Linked DNA regions of Homo sapiens: region 1 is linked to region 2. The links are chromatin loops, found by intact Hi-C in ENCODE. Cell type or tissue: GM12878. All regions are shown on one strand. Links, peaks and the distances in the headings refer to the core of each region. The heading gives the core; the rest is flanking DNA. Region 1 overlaps LEPR (leptin receptor). Region 2 overlaps AK4 (adenylate kinase 4).

Evidence for each region. A loop is a pair of places that touch in the nucleus more often than their neighbours do. Peaks named below come from ENCODE experiments on the same cell type or tissue, not always from the same donor. Only the 100,000 strongest peaks of a DNase experiment are listed, where the experiment ranks them.
Region 1: it touches region 2 in a loop (4-fold over the local background); 8 of 110 quality-filtered maps call a loop at or near these places.

The regions. Positions count from the first base shown.
Region 1 is chr1:65,455,120-65,463,460 of GRCh38, reverse strand. The region is part of intron 2 of LEPR (leptin receptor); the gene reads right to left. Among named protein-coding and RNA genes, the nearest start is that of LEPROT, 39 kb to the right of the region's middle. In GM12878, for the core only: a CTCF peak has its summit at 3,890 (motif pointing right); a DNase peak (open chromatin) is centred at 3,990.
Region 2 is chr1:65,231,797-65,240,137 of GRCh38, reverse strand. It overlaps AK4 (adenylate kinase 4), which reads right to left. Exons shown (of 5, transcript NM_013410.4): 5 at 7,993-8,341. Among named protein-coding and RNA genes, the nearest start is that of DNAJC6-AS1, 73 kb to the left of the region's middle. In GM12878, for the core only: a CTCF peak has its summit at 4,060 (motif pointing left); no DNase peak of the experiment used is centred there.

The sequences.
Region 1 (8,341 bases), core at 82-8,081, 220 kb before region 2:
CATCATGCTATCTGACTTCAAACTATACTACAAGGCTACACTAACCAAAACAGCATGGTACTGGTACCAAAACAGAGATATAGATCAATGGAACAGAACAGAGGCCTCAGAAATAATACCACACATCTACAACCATCTGATCTTTGACAAACCTGACACAAACAAGCAATGGGGAAACCTGACACAAACAACCAAATAGGGAAAGGATTCCCTATTTAATAAATGGTGCTGGGAAAACTGGCTAGCCATATGTAGAAAGCTGAAACTGGATTCCTTCCTTACACCATATACAAAAATTAACTCAAGATGGATTAAAGACTTAAATGTAAGACCTAACACCATAAAAACCCTAGAAGAAAACCTAGGTACTACCATTCAGGACATAGGCATGGGCAAAGATTTCATGACTAAAACACCAAAAGCAATAGCAACAAAAGCCAAAATTGACAAATGGTATCTAATTAAACTAAAGAGCTTCTGTACAGCAAAAGAAACTATCATCAGAGTGAACAGGCAACATATAGAATGGGAGAAAATCTTTGCAATCTACCCATCTGACAAAAGGCTAATATCTGGAATCTACAAAGAACTTAAATTTATAAGAAAAAAACAAACAACCCCATCAAAAAGTGGGCAAAGGATATAAACAGACATTTCTCAAAAGAAGACATTTATGCAGCCAACAGACATATGAAAAAATGCTCATCATCACTGGTCATCAGAGAAATGCAAATCAAAACCACAATGAGATAACATCTCATGCCAGTTAGAATGGTGATCATTAAAAAGTCAGGAAGCAACAGATGCTGGAAGGATGTGGAGAAATAGGAATGCTTTTACACTGTTGGTGGGAGTGTAAATTAGTTCAACCATTGTGGAAGACAGTGTGGCGATTCCTCAAGGATCTAGAACTAGAAATACCATTTGACCCAGTGGTCCCATTACTGGGTATATACCCAAAGGATTATAAATCTTGCTACTACAAAGACACATGCACATGTATGTTTATTGCAGCACTATTCACAATAGCAAAGACTTGGAACCAACCCAAATGTCTATCAATGATAGAACGGATTAAGAAAATGTAGCACATATACACATCATAGAATACTATGCAGCCATAAAAAGGATGAGTTCGTGTCGTTTGCAGGGACATGGATGAAGCTGGAAACCATCATTTTAAGCAAACCACCACAAGGACAGAAAACCAAACACCGCATGTTCTCACTCATAGGTGGGAGTTGAACAAGAACACATGGACACAGGGCAGGGAACATCACACATTGGGGCCTGTTGGCGGGTGGGGGGATGGGAGAGGGATAGCATTAGTAACCCTAATTAGTAATGCCTAATGTAAATGACGAGTTGATGGGTGCAGCAAAACAACATGGCACATGTATACCTACGTAACAAACCTGCACATTGTGCACGTGTACCCTAGAACTTAATGTATAATAATAATTTTAAAAAACAGTTTCTAAGACCTTAACAGATTTGGGGAGTATTGGCCAGGTATTTTATAGAAGGCCCTTCAACTGGGAGATGCCTGATGATTTTTTCACGATTAGGCTGATGTTTGGGGTTTGCTGAGGAAGACTATGGAAATAATATGCCTTTCTTATCACATCATATCAAAAATATATACCATTGATGCTGACCTTGATCCCCTGGCTGAGGTGGGGTTTGTCAGATTTTTCCACTATGAAGTTAGTTTTTCCTCTCTCCATAACTGTATTATTTTGAAGGAAGTCAGTATGCGCAACCCACACTTGAATGTGGAATTATGCTCTACCTCCTTGAGGACAGAGTATCTACATAAATTTTTTGGGATTCTTCTGTATGGGAGATCCACCTATTCTCCACTACTTGTTTATTTATTCAATCATTTATTTGTATCAGTATGGACAGACTCGTGGATATTTATTTATACTTTATAATCCAATACTATTTTGTTGACTTTGTTGCTCAAGTTTTTCTGTCTTCAGCCATTAGGAACCCTTCTCTGGCTACAGTTCCTTTTAACATATCCCCATCGTTGTGTGATTTTTTTGTTTTCTGAACACTTCCTTATGCCCTGGTACCTTAGGCCTATGTTTGTATTTCCTGCCCCAGTGCTAGAATTGACCACTTCTCCTAAGAGCCCTGGTTTATTTTACTGAAGAATGGTATTAGACAACTGGATCTGGGGCCAGGCATGGTGGCTCACGCCTGTAATCCCAGCACTTTGGGAGGCCGAGGCAGGCGGATATCTTGAGGCCAGGAGTTGGAGACTGGCCTGGCCAACATGGTAAAACCCCATCTTTACTAAAAATACAAAATTTGGCAGGCATGGTGGCGGGCGCCTGTAATCCCACTTACTCGGGAGGCTGAGACAGGAGAATTGCTTGAACCCAGGAGACGGAGGTTGCAGTGAGCCAAGATTCCACCATTGCACTCTGGCCTGGGCAACAGAGTTAGACTCCATCAAAAAAAAAAAAAAAGAAAAGAAAGAAAAGAAAAAAATGGGATCTAGGTTCCTGTCTTCCATTTGATGTATTTTTATTTTTCTCAATACCCAATTTCTAATTTTACAAAGTATTTCAAAGGTTTTGTTTTTGTTTCTGTTTTTGTTTTTGTTTTGAGACAGAGTGTCACTCTGTCACCCAGACCAGAGTGCAGTGGCACAGTCTTGGCTCACTGCAACCTCAGTCTCCCGGGTGAAAGCGATTCTCCTGTAGTTGGGACTACAGGTGCACACCACCAAGCCCGGCTAATTTTTGTATTTTTAGTAGAGACGGGGTTTCACCATGTTGGCCAGGCTGGTCTCGAACGGCCTCCCAAACTGCCAGGATTCCAAGCGTGAGCCATCGCGCATGGCCCCTCTTGAAGGTCATCTTTTTGGTGAAGAGTTCCATGACTTTGTCTAATAATTCTTTCTTTGAAAGATATTTAACACATTATTATTCTGAGTAGGGGGCACGAGTACATGGATCTGTATCTATGCACACACAGTAGAGAGCCAGATCCATAGAAAGAAAAAAATGGGTAATGAGATAACAAAAGCTCAATTATTTTAGAGACTCCACTGTAACATGTACCTCAGCTACACTCTTTCCAGCACTCAGGGAGGTGGTGGTACAGAGCCATGACAATCAGAGCACTGTGATCAGGAGGACCTGAGGTGACTCCTGACTCTGGCACTTGCTAGCTGTGTTCTTTGGGAAAGTTACTTTCTCTCTCTGAGCTTCAGTCCTCAGCTATAAAACAGAGATCACTCATTCATTCAACAACTATATAGTATTTTTTATGAGCACTTACTACTTGCCGGGTACTCTTCTTATTGCTGATATGTAATATAGATTATGGTCTGGCTCTTACTTGGCTTATTACTATGTGGATAAGAACATAGTAAAAAAAAAAAAAAGGATAATTTAGTGATAAGTACCGTGAAGAAAACTAAACAGCAAAACAACAGAAGGTATTATAGGCATGTGGGCTCATTTTAGATTATTCAAATGAGGTCACATTTAACAAAGACCCAAATATTAATAGAGAGCTAGTTATATAAAGATATAGGGGAAACTTGTTCCAAGCATGGAGTATAGCAAGGGCAAAGGTTCTGAGGTAAGATGAGCTTGGAGTGTGCAAATAACAGAGAATGGCTAAAATGGTGGAAAGTAGGCAGGGTGGACCTCCAATAATGTTGAAGAAATAGGTAGAGAGTAAATCATTATAGGTGCTGGCAAAGAATTGGAATATATCCTATGTGTAATGGGCAGTTCTGCCAGTTATTAATTTATTACATTTGAGTTATAAATTCACGCTTCTTTGTCCTGGGTTGGGATGGCAGAGCTGGATCCTGTGAACATTTCCCTTTGTTAGTTGGACAATGGTAAGCTTTGCCAGTAGAGGGCATTAGAAAGATGCTGAGGGAAGAAGGAGCTCCACTTCCTGATTTGAGTGCTTTTTTGGTTTGTTCTTGCTGCACATAGCTGCCAGTGGCATGTGAGATAGGTAGAAGATGCCTCCCCAGTGAGCTTTGCTGGCACTCCTAAGGGTGGCTTTCTAGTGAGTTTGGCCAGCATACCATAGGGCAGCTTCCAAGTGAGTTTCAGGATTGTCCTCACAGGTACACTTCCCAGCTAGTCTTTCCAGCACCCTGAAGGGCAACTCTCAGAGGTCAGCTCCCCAGAGAATTCAGTAGCACCCCAGCTGGCTTCTCGGTAACTACCACTGGCAACACCATGGGTGATTCTCTGCCTGCCAACATCTTAGCCAACTTCATCATCCAAGGGTGCTGAGTCACATACTGTGGACAACGACCTGTTGTCCTAAGAGAAACTGAACAACAAAAAAAATCTTTCTACACTTTGGGAGACAGACAGGAATACATGCAGAGCTCTTAGCCAGATAAGCATAAAATCTCACACTAAAGGTGTATTTACATCAGTTCCTTTCACCTATAGATTATGTCTGTCTCACAGAAATGAAGAGTGCCTTTGATGGACTCAGCAGTAGACTGGATATGGCTGAGATAAGAATTGTTGAGTTTGCAAATATGTTAATAGAAACTGCCAAATTGCAAAGCAAAGAGAAGAAAGACTGAAAAGAAATGGTGCAAATATCCAAGAACTGTGGAACACTTACAGAAGGATAATAAAGGTATAATGGGACTAACAAAAGGAGGAGAAAAAAAGGAACAGAAAAAATAAAGAAACATTGGCTGAGAATTTTCCAAAATTAATAGCAGACACCAAACCAAAGATTCAGGAAGCTCACACAATGCCAAGCAGGAAAAATACCAAGAAATATCTACACCCAGGAATATCATACATAAACTGCAGAAAATCAAAGACAAAAGAAAATCCTTAAAGAAGCTATAGGAAGGCAAAAAAACAAAAACAAAACAAAAACCCCTTACCTACTGGAGGAACAAGGATAAGTATTACGTTGGAATTCTCTTCAAAAACGACTCAAACAAGAATAAGGTAGAGTAAAATAAAGTGTTGAAAGAAATAAATCACCAATTTAGAATTCTGTATCCAGCAAAATTTTCATTCAAAAGGGAAACAAAGATTTTCTCAAATGAAAATTGAGGGACTTTGTTGTCAGTAAACATGCCTTGAAAGAAATGTCAAGAGTTCTTCAGAAAGAGGGAAAATAATATAGGCCTGAAACTCAGATCTAAATGAAGATGGGAGGAATATTTGAGAAGGAATAAATGAAGGTACCACTATGGTGACTCTAGGAGGTGAAAGAGCTAAAGGAGCCTCCTGTATCTCACATAAAAAGACTTTCCCTCCACTATTACCATAATTTGTCCCTCAGTATGAATTAAGTTCAAAAATGTTTTCATCTAAATTTGAGGTTTGTGGATTTCCTGCAGTAGTCAAAGCTGTTCTCAGCACTATGGTTGCTCCAGTATCACATTGTTGGCACATTTCAAATTGCTTGCCATGTAAGTTTTATAGGCCTCAACTTTGTAGGTATTCATGTATCATAGGCTAACTCAAGTGTACTCAAGATGCATAAAAGGGAAAGGAGGCTACTGGCCTTTGAGAACTCAAAACTCATGCAGGTGAACCATTCATATTGGGTACAAATATACTATCAACTTCAGCTTTGAAATTACATGAGTAGTTTGCTTTACCTATGGATTTGGATTCTGTTGTAGCCTGTCTCGAAATTTAAAAAGAAAAGAAACAAAGAAACATGAGAACACTGTAAACACTGTAAGTGGATGCTGAGAAAAAAGGTGGACACATGGAGCTAAAGAGTGGAATTATAGACAATGAAGACTCAGAAAGGGGAAGAGGTGAGAGGGCAGGTGAGGAGAAATTACTTAATAGGTACAATGTATGTTATTCTGGTGATAAATACCATAAAAGCCCTGACTTGACCAGTATGCGTGTAACAAAATTGCACCTGTACCCCATACATCTATATAAACAATTTTTTTGAACCATGTAATAGACATGAAGAATGGCTTTGATGGCTTATTAGTAGAGTGAACGTGGCTGAGGAAAGAATTTCTGAGACTGGGGATCTATCAGTAGAAACCTCCAAAACTGAAAAGCAAAGAGAATAAAGACTAGAAAAAGCAGGACAGCATATTCAAGAACTGTGAAACAACTACAAAATATAAACATATGCATAATATGAATACAGAAGGAGAAGAAAGTGAAGGAAAAATTAAAAACTTCTATTTTTCTTATTCTTAACTGATCTAAGATGTAACAGTTTTCAAAATAGTAATAGCAATAACGTATTAGGTTATATATGCTTATGTATATATCTTATGTGTATCTATATGCTTATGTATGCTTACATATAAGTAAAATGAATAACAGCATTGACACAAGGGATAGGAGGAAAGAATTGGGTTACTTTGTTACTAAAAACACTACCCATGAAGCAGTATAGTGTTATTTGAAGGATTGGATTCTTGCAAATGTATACTGCATATTTTAGGGCAAACACTAAAAAATGTTTAAATAAACAGATACAATAGATATGGAAAAAAGTATAACAGAGAAAATGGAACCATGTAAAGTATTTAATTAAAAATACAAAAGACAGAAAAAGAGTGGAAGACAAAAACAGGGTCAAAGAACAAGGGCAACAAATAAAAATCTAACAAATAGAGTAGGTATTAATCCCACTATATCAATAATCACTTTGCATGTCAGTGGTCTAATGCACCAATCAAAGACAGAGACTGTTGGAGTGGATGAAGAAACCAGACCCAAGTATATGTTGTCTACAATTAACCAGCTTTAAAAATAGACAGTATAGATTAAAAACAAATGGATAAAGATATACCATACTAACACTAATCAAAAGAAAACAAGAGTACCTCTATTAATTTCATTAAGAGCAGACTTCAAAGCAAAAATAGTTATCAGGGACAAAGAGGGGCATTACATAGCAATAAAGAGGTCTGTTCTCTAAGAAGATATACAATCCTTAATATGTATGTGCCTAACCACATACATTAAAATGAGAGGCAAAAACATCAGAACTGCAAAGAGAAATAGATGAATCCATGATTGTAGTTGGAGACCTGAATACTCCTCTGTCAGAAATGGACAGATCCAGCAGGCATAAAACCAGTAAGGACAAAGTTGAACTCAACAACACCATCAATTAACTGGATATAATTAACATCTATGGGGGGAGGAGCCAAGATGGCCGAATAGGAACAGCTCTGGTCTACAGCTCCCAGCGTGAGCCACGCAGAAGACGGGTGATTTCTGCATTTCCATCTGAGGTACCAGGTTCATCTCACTAGGGAGTGCCAGACAGTGGGCGCAGGTCAATGGGTGCGCGCACCGTGCACGAGCCGAAGCTGGGCGAGGCATTGCCTCACTCGGGAAGCGCAAGGGGTCAGGGAGTTTCCTTTCCTAGTCAAAGAAAGGGGTGACAGATGGCACCTGGAAAATCGGGTCACTCCCACCCGAATACTGTGCTTTTCCGACGGGCTTAAAAAATGGCGCACCAGGAGATTATACCCTGCACCTGGCTCGGAGGGTCCTATGCCCACGGAGTCTCACTGATTGCTAGCACAGCAGTCTGAGATCAAACTGCAAGGCGGCAGCAAGGCTGGGGGAGGGGCGCCCACCATTGTCCAGGCTTGATTAGGTAAACAAAGCAGCCAGGAAGCTCGAACTGGGTGGAGCCCACCACAGCTCAAAGAGGCCTGCCTGCCTCTGTAGGCTCCACCTCTGGGGGCAGGGCACAGACAAACAAAAAGACAGCAGTAACCTCTGCAGACTTAAATGTCCCTGTCTGACAGCTTTGAAGAGAGCAGTGGTTCTCCCAGCACGCAGCTGGAGATCTGAGAACGGACAGACTGCCTCCTCAAGTGGGTCCCTGACCCCTGACCCCCGAGCAGCCTAACTGGGAGGCACCCCCCAGCAGGGGCAGACTGACACCTCACATGGCCGGGTACTCCAACAGACCTGCAGCTGAGGGTCCTGTCTGTTAGAAGGAAAACTAACAAACAGAAAGGACATCCACACCAAAAACCCATCTGTACATCACCATCATCAAAGACCAAAAGTACATAAAACCACAAAGATGGGGAAAAACAGAGCAGAAAAACTGGGAACTCTAAACAGCAGAGCACCTCTCCTCCTCCAAAGGAATGCAGTTCTTCACCAGCAACGGAACAAAGCTGGACAGAGAATGACTTCGACGAGCTGAGAGAAGAAGGCTTCAGACGATCAAATTACTACGAGCTACGGGAGGAAATTCAAACCAAAGGCAAAGAAGTTGAAAACTTTGAAAAAAGTTTAGAAGAATGCATAACTAGAATAACCAATACAGAGAAGTGCTTAAAGGAGCTGATGGAGCTGAAAAC
Region 2 (8,341 bases), core at 39-8,038:
AGTTGAAAAAAGAATTGGATAGTGATATCGAATTGGATAGTGATACCAATCCTCCACGCTGCCAAAAAGACAGAGAGAAAGAGAGAGACAAAGGCAAAAGGGGAAAGCTCTTTTTTTAATAGAAGAATATAATCTAATGAATATAGAATAAATGATACGATTAGAAAATGACCATTTTAGGCCGGGCGCGGTGGCTCACTCCTGTAATCTCAGCACTTTGGGAGACCAAGGCAGGAGGATCACCTGAGGTCAGGAGTTCAAGACCAGCCTGACCAACATGGTGAAACCCCGTCTCTACTAAAAATACAAAATTAGCCAGGCGTGGTGGCACACACCTATAATCCCAGCTACTCAGGAGGCTGAGGTAGGAGAATCACTTGAACCCGGGAGGCGGAGGTTCCAGTGAGCCAAGATTGTGCCAATGTACTCCAGCCTGGGCATTAAGAGTGAAGCTCCATCTCAAATAAAAAATAAAAAAAAAAAGGAGAAAGAAAAGAAAAGAAAAATAGAAAATGACCATTTTTTAACTCAAGGTAATAATTTATTCAGGAAAGTATTATCAGCGGATATGAAAACCATTAAATGAAGGCTATTAGAGGAATAGGATATATATAACTTCTCAGAGCATGACCCCACAGATCATTTACTAATTACAAAGGGAAACCTACTTTTAGGGCAGTCATGTGCGTGTATAAGCGTAACCAGAGAACATATTTTGGGATAATTAGGCAAGTATAAATGACTTGATTAGATGAGAATATATAATTATTTTAATGTTCATTTTCTTATGAAAATGGCATTGTGATTGTGTAGGAAATTTTTAAAGAAATGGATACTAAAATATTTAGGGGTAGGTTGGCCAACAGTCTTGGTTTGCCTGGGACTGGGGGATTTCCTTGAACTCAGGGCTTTCATTGCTAAAACTGGGCAGTCTTGGCCAAAACCAAGATCATGGGTCACCCTAGATGAAGTGTCATGTTGTCTATAACTTTCTTTAGAAAGTTTTGGCAAAAAAGAAAAAAAAGAAAGTGGGAGGACAGTGGAGAGAGAAAGCAAATGTAAAAAATTTTAGTTGCTGACGCTGGGTAAAGAGCCCAGGTTCAGAATTCCTTTAACTTTACTGTAGATCGGAAAATTCTAAATAAGAAGTTGGGGGAAATATTTAATAAGTATTGATTGTTTATTTTGAATCTTTGTTACCCTCTTAGGAACTTATTTATAATTTCTGTATCTAGATAAATATAATGCATACATTTGTTAAAAAAAAAAAAAAAAGTCTATATACTTCTGGGTTTGCCCAGATTTTTCTGGACAGATTTTTGTATTATTTGGTGCATTTCATATCTAGTATATCTTCAGTGTGGATTGTGTGAATTGTGTGAAGTGTGCTGCTTTATCTCATTTGGCACTTTTGGGTCTGAATTCTAGTTTCTTTTATATCACAATCACAACTTCTGTTTTCTTACTGTTTGCATTTTCTTTGTACATGCTCTTTCAGAATAATTTTTAGATATGCCCATTGTATACCATAGACTTGGATTTTGTTTTGTGAGCTTCTCTGAGAAAGCTTTTTTTTAAAGTAAATGACTAAACCCATTTACATTTATGGATAGGGCTGACGTGTTTGGTCTTAGCTCATCATATTATTTTGTATTTATTTTAAGCATTAAATTTACCACATTTATGTATTCTTTTCTCTTTGTCCTTTTTCAATTTATTTTGGTATTTAGAAAAGTTTTTATTTGCTATTAATATGCTATATAATGCTGCCACAACTTTTTCTTTACTTAGTTTTCTACTAGTTGGTTTGTCAACTTTAAATGATACTGATATGGTTTGGCTGTGTTCCCACCCAAATCTCATCTTACAGTTCCCATAATCCCCACGTGTCATGGGAAGGACCCTGTGGAAGATAATTTAATCACCGGGGCGGTTACCCTCATGCTGTTCTCTTGATAGTGAGTTCTCGTGTGATCTGATGGTTTTATAGGGGGCTTTTCCCCATTTTTGCTGGGCACTTCTTACTACCGCCATGTGAAGAAGAACATGTTTGCATCCCCTTCTGTCATTATTGTAAGTGTTCTAAGGCCTCCCCAGCCATGCTGAACTGCGAGTCAATTAAACCTCTTCCCTTTATAAATTACCCAGTCCCAAGTATGTCTTTATTAACAGTGTGACAATGGACTAATATAGATACCCTCCAGTTTCTACCTATTACATATATGGCAATCAAGTAGCTTATTCTGCTCTCCTCTGTCTCCCTCTGTTCTTCTATATTTTTATTACTTTAGTTCTGTTATTTCTACTTTTGGACATAGAACATTTACATATTATCCTCACGCCTTTGTCTCTGCCTTCATTTTAGTCTCTTCAATTAAATAAAGGACATGTTCACCACAGTTACCTGCTGTATTTTCTCCAGTTATCTCTTGGTTTAATGAGGCTTGTTATCTAGTGTTAACAGATTCCTAATAAGGGCCAGGCACAGTGGCTCATGCCTGTAATCCCAGCACTTTGGGAAGCCGAGGTGGGCGGATCACTTGAGGTCAGAAGCTCAAGACCAGCCTGGCTAACATGGTGAAACCCCATCTCTACTAAAAAGAAATACAAAATTAGCTGGGTGTGGTGCCGTGCACCTGTAGTCCCAGCTACTCAGGAGACTGAGGCAGGAGAATCTCTTGAACCCAGGAGGTGGAGGTTGCAGTGAACTGAGATCATGCCATTGCACTCCAGCCTGGGCAACAGAGTGAGACTCCGTCTCATAAGAAAAGAAAAAAAAGATTCCTAGTAAGGAATATTAAAATATACAGGCATGGTGGCTCATTCTTGTAATCCCAATACTTTGAGATGTCAAGGTGGAAGGATTGCTTGAGGCCAGGAGTTCAAGACCAGCCTGGGCAACATAGTGAGATCCCATCTCTCCAAAAAATTAAAAATTAAAATTAAAATTAAAAATTAGCCAGGTATGGTGCCACACACCTACAGTCCCAGCTACTCTGGAGGCTGAGGCACTTGGGCCCAGGAATTTGAGGCTGTAGTGAGCTATGATCACGCCACTGCACTCCAGCCTGGAGGACAATATGAGACAAAGAAAAGAAAGGAAGGAAGAAAAGAAAAGAAAGGAAAGGAAGAAAGGAAAGAGAGAAGAAAATATAACTTGAATTTGCATTTTAAAACTATTTATCAATCTTGATAACTGAAGATCAGCTTAACTGGATATAAAAATCCATGGTTCACACTTTCTGTCCTTGAGAGCACTGCTCCATTGTTGTTTTGATCTGTGTATTGAATCACGTGGTCTTTTTGCTTGGAGGTTTAGAGGTATTTTCCCGGGCATACAAGAAAATATCTTACACTTGACCACTTGGGGTTAATTTTCACACAAAGCATCCTTTCAGTAAATAGATTCAGGATTTTTCAACTTAATCTTTTGGTAAGCTTTATTGGATCATAGCTTTGAATCTTAGTCTCAATTCACTGCTTTTTCTTCTTTAGAAAATTCAATTATAGGTGTGTTAGATCTTCTTTGTCTTCTATAGCTATTCTTTTCTTTTGGGGCTTTTCATTTTGTTTCAATTCTCTTGGAAATTTTCATTCCAATTTTTCATGTGTCCTTTGTGTACTTTTTTGAATTTGCACCTTCTTGCATACCTTATAATTTAGCTCTAATTTTTAGGATTAGTGTGTTCCTTCATTTTCTTTTCTGTACTCAGTCAACTCTTGTTTCACAAATCCTCGTTTTGTACCCACTTCTATTTTGCATTTGTGAGTTTCTGTTTTGTGTGTTTTCTACATGTCATTGATACTATTTGATTTATGTTGAAGTGTCGTGCTGTGGTTTTCTCCGCCTTGAAGTTGGGTCTTGAATATTTTCATCAGCTGAAGAATTTTGATTCTCATTTTCTTTTCTTTAAAAAATAATTTTGGATGTTCATTTTCAAGACTGCTGGATTTTCTGTTCATTTTCAAAACTGTTGGATTTTCTTGGGCCAGGTGTTTCTGCAAATGAGGCTGAAGGATTTGAGTAGTTTACTAGGTTTCTTAGCTCAAGAGTGCCCTCTTCAGTAGATACAGTAAAATGCAATTTCCTTAATGAACAGCATTTTTCTCTTTTCTCTTTTTTTTTTTTTTTCTTCTCTGCATGGAGTGGAGAGTGTTAGGGGGAGTTTAATATGTCATCATTTTTATGAAACTCTTCTTTCTGTAGGATTCTTAATTTCCAACTTTTTCTTCCCTCTTCATCACCAAATTTCCAAGAGATACCTTTTCTTACTTAGTTCCTCTTTTCTCTCCCAGAAGCAGTACCCTCTGAAGACTTAAATGTTTGGGCCCATGCACTTTCAAGCCCCTTCAATTCCCCAGTAGCAAGTGCTGTAATGCAGTGTGGCTATTCTTAGTATTTCTCCACTTAGTGTGAGACTCTCTGGGATCCGACTGCATTATGTTTTTCTCAAATAATTCCTGTTTTTCTCTTCTTTCTACCTGAGCTTAATAGCTGGGACTATGATTTACCCTCTTAAATAAAATGAGAGTTTCTATTAAATTTCCTAATATGTAGTAGATATGAGTTGTAATTTTATTTGCTGTCCTTGTTGAGCTGTATGTATGTATGTATGTGTGTGTGTATATATGTATTTATTTATTTATGAATGACAGGGTCTTGCTCTGCTGCCCAGGCTGGAGTGCAGCAGCATGATCTTGGCTCACTGCAGCCTGGAACTACCGGGCACAAGCAATACTCCTGTCTCAGCCTCCCAAAGTGCTGGGATTACAGGAGTGAGCCACCATGCCCAGCCTGTATGGTTTTTTGAAGATGTGTAGAAAGATTCAGATCTAGGCATCTGTCATTATCTTCTAAGAATCCTTACTATCTAGCCTCAACTTATAAATACAATATCTATAAATTTTTAGGTAAGACTTTCATGTGTATCCTAAATAATTCACCTCTTTTAAATTATCTTTATACTGAGGAAACATAACAAAGTTTTTTTAACAAAGATAAAATATAAAAGATGGTTCACCCAGGTCTCTAAGCAATTTTAGTCTGCCTCCCTTCTCCTTGACCCTGTTGGACTAATAGAAGTCTTTCATATTGTGGTGGGTGTATATGATCAATGTACCCAGAATAGTCAGGATGTCATGGTGTTCAATATGTCCAGAGTAGCCTGTCTGAGATGGTCAGTGCCCCCAGGATGGTTGACATAGTCAGTGGATCTGGAGGGGTCAGTGTATGTGAGCCACTACTTTGAAGAGAGTGGCTGGTCTGTCCTGACTGATCTAGTTATGGACTATTCATTTTTGTATTTCTGAGTCCTCCTTGTCAGGAAATGGCATCCCTCTCTCAGGTTATATGGCACTAGATTGGCAGGGATGCAAAGTGTCAACTACTAATGGGGTATGAGACATAATTTCTTCATGGGAGGCCTTCTAGACTTTTTAAAGGGACTGACCCCAGGATCCTGGCAGGAGAAAAACTGGCCACAGGAAAGACTCAGCACTGCTTAGCTCCTAGTCACTTTCAAATAGTAGAGCTCCCTGTCTCCAACTCCTTGTGGTCCTGAGCAAGGCAAAAGGTGCCTTGATTGTGGTCCCTCTGGTAGAGAGAGAGAGAGAGAGAGAGAGAGAATCACTGGATATACTTACACATATTCACTGGCTGAAATTAATATGGGAAAACATCACATCAGTTGAATTACGGAGCAGGGGAGAAACTCAAGTGATTTAAATGGGTAGTGCTCTCTTATAAAAACAGAATTCTCGATAACTCTCCATTTTGTTGTTGTTAAGGCTGGAAAGCCCTCCCCTAATTTTTTAAAATTAAAACTGCAAATATTTAAAAATAAAACTTCACATGCAACACAAATTTTTGGCTTCTTTTGACAAATTGAATGATGGTGGCAGCATTGAGCCACCATCCCTAAGATGGAAACAACTGTCCAGAACTGAGCAATGGCTCCCCTCTGATAGGGCAGTGCCCTCCAGTCCTCACAGCCCTGCCACTCCCTGCCTCACATTCACCACTATTTCACTCATTTTTGTTCCCTAGAGTCATTTAAGTTTTTCTCTTCTGCTATTATCCAACCATCCTTTTTTGTTGAACTCTGCTACCACATCTTAGTTCAGACCCTGGTACAGCTACAACGTTATCATGCAAATCTGATGGTGTCATTTTCTGGTAATATACTGCCTACTACCAACCAAATGAAGGCCAGGCCCTTCCCAGTAGAATTCAATCTTATCTTTATCTCCCCGGTCCTGCCTCACACTGCTGTGGCCTCCACCTGCCATGCATGCTCAGACTTTCTTGTGCCTACCATTTCATCTGCTTGGGTTCCCTTTTGCATGCAACACTCAGCTCAAATATTAGCTCTTCCATGGGCTCTACTTGGCCAGCCAAGAGAGTTACTACTTCTGTTGTTTCCTTTATAGCGCAGTGATCAACTCCAACAGTCATGTATAGAGCAATCTAATAATATGGCCATCTCCTCCAGTACATTGTGAAGAAGTCTCGGGCAAAAACTGGGTCTGATTCATCTTTGCATCCCGAGAGAGTAAAAATGCATAATAAAAGAATTAAAGTTATAACTGGATAACAAGATATATTAGTCTTAGGCCCGGTTTTATCAGTCAGCTTGGGCTAAGTTATGCTGTGAAAATAAACTCTATCCAAATCTCAGTGGCTTATAAAGCAAAGGTTTATTTTTAATGCACACTACTCATCTATGATGGATTGGCTACATCTCTGGTCCACGTCTTCACTTTAGGATCCAGGTTGAAAGAGCTCTGTGAGGTCGCCAGTCTCACTGCAAAGGAAAAGAATGGTGACCATGCCCTAGCTCCTAAAACTTCTGCTCAGAAGTGGCACACGTCATTTCTGCCCACATTTCACTGGTCAAAGCAAACCATATGTCCAAGCATGAAGCCAATGGGGCCAAGTTGTAAAATCCTCCCAAAAGAAGGGAAAGTGGCCAGGCACAGTGGCTCACTCCTGTAATCCAAGCACTTTGGGAGGCCAAGGTGGAAGGACTGCTTGAGCCCAGGAGTTTGAGACCAGCCTGGGCAACTTAGTGAGACCCTGTCTCTACAAAAAAAAAAATCAGAAAAAAAAAAATTAGCCCATTGTGGCATGCACCTGTAGTCTCAGCTACTAACGAGGCTGAGGCAGGAGGATCACATGAACCCAGGAGGTTGAGGGTGCACAGTGAGCCATGATTGCATCACTGCACTCCAGCCTGGGTGACAAAGCAAGACCCTGTCTCCAAAAAAAAAAAAAAAAAAAAAGGAGGGGACTGGACGGATGTCATTAAATTTAATACAATCTACTACATTCCATCCTCTTCAGTTCCCCTTTCCTCTGCCTTTTCAGCGGCATGGACAAGCCTTTAGAACATGTTTCTCAGGCTCCTATGTCAGCTGGCTTCTGGCTGGGTTCAGCTAAGGGAAGCCGCCCCAGAGACAGGAGAGTGTGAGGCTGGGAAATGCCAGAGTATTTTTCCCCATCCCTCACTATCTCAGGGAGCTTCTCCTACAGCAGCTCTATTTTCTTTGTGGTTCTAGCTCCCATGTGATAGGCCTGCTATAGTTTCTGCTTCTGCTGAGTAATCCCAGATGCTACAACCTTAAGAGTCATATAATCTGATCCAGTTTCCTAATGTGTAAAACAGGGAGAGAATCTGCTCACATTATCTATTTCAAGAAAAAGAAAAATCCCTGGTTGTCTAGTGGTTAGGGGGAAAAAAACAAAGAATGTACATTAAAATTGTAAACAATAAAGTGCTGGACAAATAAGGAATTTAAGGGTATACGAATAAGGCAATATGGTGTAGCAGAAAAGAAAACAGGACTGGGGATAATAATTCTTGGTTCAAGATCTTGCTTTTCTGCAAATTGGAGACAACATTGTTGGTAATGTAGTGGTTGCAGAGACGCATCAATGAAAGTATTTGTGAAACTTTATATTATCAAGTATAAAAAGCTATACAAACAAATGAATTCGCTAGCTATAAGCAGAAAAAAACTTTATTTCTATCAAATTGAAAAGTATGAACCTTCAAGCAAGATAATCAACATAATCAATAATACAATTAACAGTTAGGATAGCATATACAGATCAGACTGGAGGTTTAGATACTTGGAAGCACATACACCAAAATTAAGAGGGCCAGCAACTGTCCCACCGAGGAAAAGCACTCTGACTCATCATAAACACACGACTTCTGGGAAACTTGAGCTGACATTTCACAGGACAGTAAACCAAAGAGACAGGTTGTCATTGGGTTATAGAACTGATCTGAGCTTGAGAGGGATCACAGTGAAATGCCATTGTAACTCAACAATTTCC